Linked DNA regions of Homo sapiens: region 2 is linked to region 1. Evidence: read pairs that join two places in POLR2A ChIA-PET (ENCODE). Cell type or tissue: Panc1. All regions are shown on one strand. Each heading gives the region's core, and the rest is flanking DNA. Links, peaks and the distances in the headings are about the cores only.

Region 1 (2,918 bases), core at 173-2,672:
TTGTATTTGAGAACTTTAAATATAATTTATGGTTGAGAACTGTCCAATTTAAGTCACAGTTTACCCCTTGAGATTATTTTGTCATTGAGTTTCTCAACAATAGGAAATAGTGTCTGCAGTTGAAAGTTACCTTGATATTCTGTTTAAACTTAACATTTAAATATTTAAAAGCTAAAAAATATTTCAGTTTTGAAATCGTTACAACCAGCCACAATTTAAAAAATATTTTTCAAGTGTTGGTCTGTACCTTTTGTGAGTCTTCTTTTATTTCTTTGTTTCTTAGAGGGTTGGATTTTGACTGCCAAGAAGAGAAGGAAAGTCTATGAAACATTTTATGTACTCATAACAATGGTGGCAGATATCTCATGCCCTAATAAGATTAAACTAACTTAATATTTAAGTGATATACAATGAGACTTAATTTTTACATCATTTTTGAGATGCTTTTACTCCATTAAAAACTAATTGAACAAACTGACGTTGATTGTAGGATTTATAGTAATCCTAACACAATGGTATACATCTCCCTTCTTATACACATAGCCAAAAGGTATTCTTTTTTAATAACTTTAGCCCTTTTTGAAGATTTTAAGGCGGCTTTTAGTTTCTTCATCAACCCATTTTTGTTCTTAAAGACTGTTCTTAAGGCTTTCGTAGATAACAGTAATATCTCGCCCTCCACCTGCCCACACCTCACCCCTACAGCAGAAAGATAGCATAGTGGATGGCTCTCTTCTTAATCCCATGCTACTGGGCTTTAAAGAGAAAACAGCAAACTATGTCCCCTGGCTAATAATTTCAGTGATGAGAATGTATGATGCCTTCTTCCAAAGACCTCTTCTGCAGGTGGTGTTCCCTGCAGATGCACAGGAAAATGTTAATTAGGGAGCTCTTGCTGAGGCCCATAACTTGTGGAGAGATAGAAATTATTTTTCTTTTGATAATATTCAAGGATATAGGGACATTCCATGCAAGAGGATTTGACTTACTTTGGAGAGGAGTATGAAGGCCACGCACACACCGGTCACATAGACAGAGAGCAGTGATACAAGAGCTGTCAGGAAGCTCCGCAGTTCCTTGCTGAGCAGCTTAATTTCTTAATGACAAAAACAGAAAGAAGCACATTGACTATTAAAGCCTATTCTTTCAAATACATGTGTAAAGTATCCTTCACACTGCGTTTTAGAGGTGAAACGTGAACTTACTCTGCTTGCCTATTCGTATAAAAACTAGACCTCAAAAGGTACTCAAGTATGTAATAGTTAAAGCCAGTTCATCAGTTCTTTAAATGTGTTAAACCAAAAATGTTACTCGTTTTTAAACATTAAAAAAATTCAACCAACCATTTGTCATATTGCTAAGCATCACTTTTTAGATAAAGGATTATTTGAAGTTAGATAAACATTTCCAGACAGTTTGTTCAAGGGCATCTAAAATCTCTTTTGGTAGAAACGGTTTACCAGTATCATCAAGAGTCTGCCTATGTGGTTAAGATATTTTCATATGTATTTGTTAAGGGTGATATTTATAGCCTTGGAACTAGTACACATAGCTGAAGAGTCCCATCTGTGAAAGAACCTGGGAAGGCCATACATTGAGGAGCGCAGTGCTCACTGCGTGCTTGAAAGACAGGCACTTTTGCCAAATGTGCTCTTCTTTCTTTATGATAAAATTCTGGAAATAGAGTTATTGAATCCATTTTCACATTCGGAATTTCTCTCTCCTTGCAGAAATTGTCTTGTGCTCTGGGTAGGGATTAAGTAACATGCCATGTCTTCAATTACCTGACTATTTGGAGTACAAAATACAATTAGATTTGTACTTACTGTCTGAATAGCCTGTACTTTCCAACTAAATATCCCATAGATGAGACTGAGTGTGATGGCTCATGCCTGTAATCCCAGCACTTTGAGAGGCCGAGGTGGGCAGATCACTTGAGATCAGGAGTTTGACACCAGCCTGGCCAACATGGCGAAACCCCATCTCTACTAAAAATACCAAAATTAGCTGGGCGTGGTCGCACATGCCTGTAATCCCAGCTACTCAGGAGGTTGAGGCAGGAGAATCGCTTGAACCCGGAAGGTGGAGGTTGGTTGCAGTGAGCTGAGATCACGCCACGGCACTCCAGCCCGGGCGACAGAGCAAGACTCTTGTCTTAAAAAAAAAGAAAGAAAAATCCCATAGATGCTTATCCTGTGAATGCAGTTTATGCAGCATACATTTTTATTTGTGAAACTAACAAATTAACCACATCTATACAACTAAAATAAAAAAGCTTCAGTGTGAAAATAGGAGTTCTGTAGAAGAGACAGGAAGTTGCCATGTCTGCCTTAACACTTTCAATTCTGCCTTTCACTTTCACTTCACTTTATATAAGCCTTGCAGCTTTGAGACCTTCATCTTTTTACAAGCCATTTTTCCCTTTGACTAACATGTTTTTAGAAGGCTAATGCAGTGAGACATACAAATCTCTAAAGCTGTGTGTGTTTTCATATCAGTAGCTAACATTTGTTATTTGCTATATGCCAGGCACTATTAAAAATGCTTTAAGTGCCTTAACTTATTTATAATTTAGCTGACAGATGAGAATAAACTAAGGTTAAATGACATTTGAATATCAAAAGCCCATTAGAACCCTCGTAGTTTAAAAGCACAGGTTATAATACTGGATGGTCTCCCTTCCTCAGAGTCCTATTTTGAAATCGAAGGGCTGGTTGATTTTGAGTTCATGTTTTAACAATCTCTGCTCATCATACCAGGGTCCTTCCTAAGGGAAGAGACCCCAACAAGGCGAGGAGTTGCTGCTGTTCTCTTTTTTCCTTCAGAATCATGTAAAGCTTTTTCTCTGAAATTCCCCCTTTTTTTTTCTCGGGAATGTCTTAATCTCAGTTTACTCAAGGGAATGACTTGGTGAAATT
Region 2 (2,918 bases), core at 153-2,652, 1.1 Mb after region 1:
TGGCATAGTCAAAGCCCCTGAGCTGGGAATCAACATAGCTTGTTTTGGGGGACTGAGAAATTTCAGGGGGGCAGGAGCTTAGTGTGCCTAGAGGAAGATGTGTCTACAAATGTGACCCAGTCCTGCATTGCAATAGGCCTGAAGGACATTCCAAGGTGTTTGAATGCAATCGTGGAGAAAAAGATAGAGATTCTGGCAAAGTATTTAAGCAGGGGATTTATAAGGAGTATCAGTTGCTCAAGATCCAAGCAGAAAAACATAAACCTCCCTAGATACTTCTAACAGAGGCCATTTAAGGGAAGGAATTAGCTACACAGGTGAAGGAAGAGCGGAGAAACCAACCAGGGCATGTGAAGCAACTCATAGATTATTATCACCAGTAGGAAGCCAGTACCACCGTTTGGGCTGGGGGAATGCTGAGGGAGGAGGTGGTGTTAGTAGAATCTAGGAGCTGGGGCTGGTCAGTGGGATTAGATTCACTTGGGGACTGTCTGGAAGGAGCCATTATAAACTAGATATATGATGAGGGCTGTCCAGTAGGCATTAGTAGGAACTAGAACTGCAGTGGGGACTGTCCAGTTGAGCTTAAACCTTGGGAAAGATGCAGCAGCTTCCAGAGTCACTGCCTGGTGCACTGAGGCTGGGAGATAAATGCCCTGACTTCTTCCTTTCCCACCGTGACTCTCCCACCCATGCCTCCCACTGGCCAAACCCGGCCATAAGTCAGAGATCAGGAAGCTGGAGAAACCCAGCTCGCAGGAGAAGGACAAGCATAGGTCTGTAAGCAGCAGGACATGGCTGGCCCATAGGACCAGGTCTGTTTTCTAGGGAGATCCCAGTACTGACTGTGTGGGAAGGGCTGGCTGGCCTCAAGGAGTCAAACTGATTTTGAAGGATCCATAACGAGAATAGGGCATAAGCTCTACCATGAACTTGGGCAAAGGCAGTGGAGATGGAGAGGAGGGGTGGATTGAAAAGACCTGACTAAGTCTAGGTGACCACCTGAATGTAGAGAGGGAGAGGGAGGAAAGAGAGCAGGTGTTGGATGTTTCATGTTTGGGCAGCTGCACAGAATCCAGGTGCAGAGTGGGAGGAATGATGAGTAAAGAACTCCATTTCAATGTTCTAAGTTTGAGGTTCCTACAGGTCACCCACATGAAGGGGAAGCCCTTGTGCTTCTCTTCAGACCTCTGCTTAATGATGATGAGTAATAGTAGATAACATTAATTAATGTTTATTATGTGCCAGACATGGCTCTAAGCACTTTATGTGTAGTAACTAATTTAATCTTTACAATACCCTTATGAGGTTGATAATATTGCTTCCCCCATTTTACTCATGGGGCAACTGAGACACAAAGGGATGGTGATGCCTGACTACACTTACCTAGCTTGTAAGGGTGATGATTTAAACCCAGGCAACCTGGATTCAGCCTCCTAGTGCTGTTGTGAGAATTAATTGAGATAATGTAGATCACTTGTTTTTTTGTTTTGAGACAGGGTCTCACTCTGTCGCTAAGGCTGGAGTAGTGCAGTGGCTGTGATCATAGCTCACTGCAGTCTCGAATTCCTGAGCTCAAGCGATTCTTCCACCTCAGCCTCCCAAGTAGCTTGGACTACAGGCACATGCCACTGTGCCCAGCTAAATTTCAAGGTTTTTTTGTGTAGATAGGGGGCCTCGCTATGTTGCCCAGGCTGGTCTTGAACTCCTGGCCTCAAACAATCTTACTGTCTTGGCCTCCCAAAATGCTAGGATTACAGGTGTGAGCCACCACACCCTGCCACTTGTTTTTGTTTTAATATTATTATTGGAATATGTTAGTGTTTGCGAGAATTTTTGGCTCATACAACTTGACATTTAAGATCGTGTTAACATCACCCTGAGAGAGGAAGAGGATGTGAGGATGGAAATAACAGTATTAAAAGTTTAATAGACTTGAATTGAAATATGGTTACCTTTCTTGACATCTTGGTGATCTGGACAAGTTGACTTGAACTCTTTGAGCCTTAGTTTATTTATTGGTTAAAGATGGCACAATAACACCTCACTTGGATGTTGGGAGGGTTTAGCAAGGTTAAGTATGTGCAGCGCCTAGCTTGGTGCATGGTACATAGTAGGTGGGCAGCAATGTAAAGGTCTCCTTTCCTGGGGAATCTCCTGGTTTAATGGAGCAAGGGAATATGGGGTCTAATCCAGCCTCACTAGGGACTTGTCTTTGGTGAGTCCCTCCTACACTTGATCTTGGTTCCTCAACATCAAAAGAGTTGGACGGATCTCCAAGGCTCCAGCTCTGGAAGCCCAGTAAGTAACCTGTGATTTCATGTCCCCAAGATTCCATGCTGTGAAGTGGAACTATAACGTCAACCTCCAAAGCAGACTGAGTGCTGGGGGCCAGGTAGAGGACACATGGTCTTTGGGGATAGTGTTTTGTCCTCTGAGGGCATGGATTTGACATCATGAGAGCATTCTGAATCTACTCAAGGCGAAGGAAGAAGGCTTGGGGCAGGATCAGCGAGGGGATAACATCTGTAGGCGGTTTTTTTTTTGTTTGTTTACATGGAGTCTCATTCTGTTGCCCAGGCTGGAGTGCAGTGGCATGATCTCAGCTTAGTGCAACCTCCACCTCCCAGCTTCAAGCAATTCTCCTGCCTCAGCCTCCCAGGTACCTGGGGTTACAGGTGCACACTACCACTTCCAGCTAATTTTTGTATTTTTAGTAGAGATGGGGTTTCACCATGTTGGCCAGGCTGGTCTCAAACTCCTGACCTCAGGTGATCCGCCCACTTCGGCCTCCCAAAGTGCTGGGATTACAGCTGTGAGCCACTGTGCCCAGCCACATCTGTAGGAGTTTTAAGCATTTTTGAGAAGAGTGTTCTGTTTATAAAATGCCCTATTAATACTCTGTTAATTTGGGCATG

Evidence for each region. ChIA-PET counts read pairs that join two places held together with the same protein. Peaks named below come from ENCODE experiments on the same cell type or tissue, not always from the same donor. Only the 100,000 strongest peaks of a DNase experiment are listed, where the experiment ranks them.
Region 2: POLR2A ChIA-PET joins it to region 1 with 5 read pairs; 2 of 35 experiments call an interaction of 5 or more read pairs at or near these places.

What each region holds. Positions count from the first base shown.
Region 1 is chr16:21,643,301-21,646,218 of GRCh38, forward strand. The region is part of intron 4 of METTL9 (methyltransferase 9, His-X-His N1(pi)-histidine); the gene reads left to right. It overlaps IGSF6 (immunoglobulin superfamily member 6), which reads right to left. Exons shown (of 6, transcript NM_005849.4): 3 at 990-1,096; 4 at 248-298. It overlaps LOC124903663 (a long non-coding RNA gene), which reads left to right and starts at 1,096. Exons shown (of 2, transcript XR_007065025.1): 1 at 1,096-1,876. RefSeq lists an enhancer at 2,246-2,425. In Panc1, for the core only: no CTCF peak of the experiment used is centred there; no DNase peak of the experiment used is centred there; H3K4me3 peaks cover 820 bases; H3K27ac peaks cover 444 bases.
Region 2 is chr16:22,701,308-22,704,225 of GRCh38, forward strand. No RefSeq gene overlaps it. Among named protein-coding and RNA genes, the nearest start is that of LINC02890, 89 kb to the left of the region's middle. In Panc1, for the core only: no CTCF peak of the experiment used is centred there; no DNase peak of the experiment used is centred there.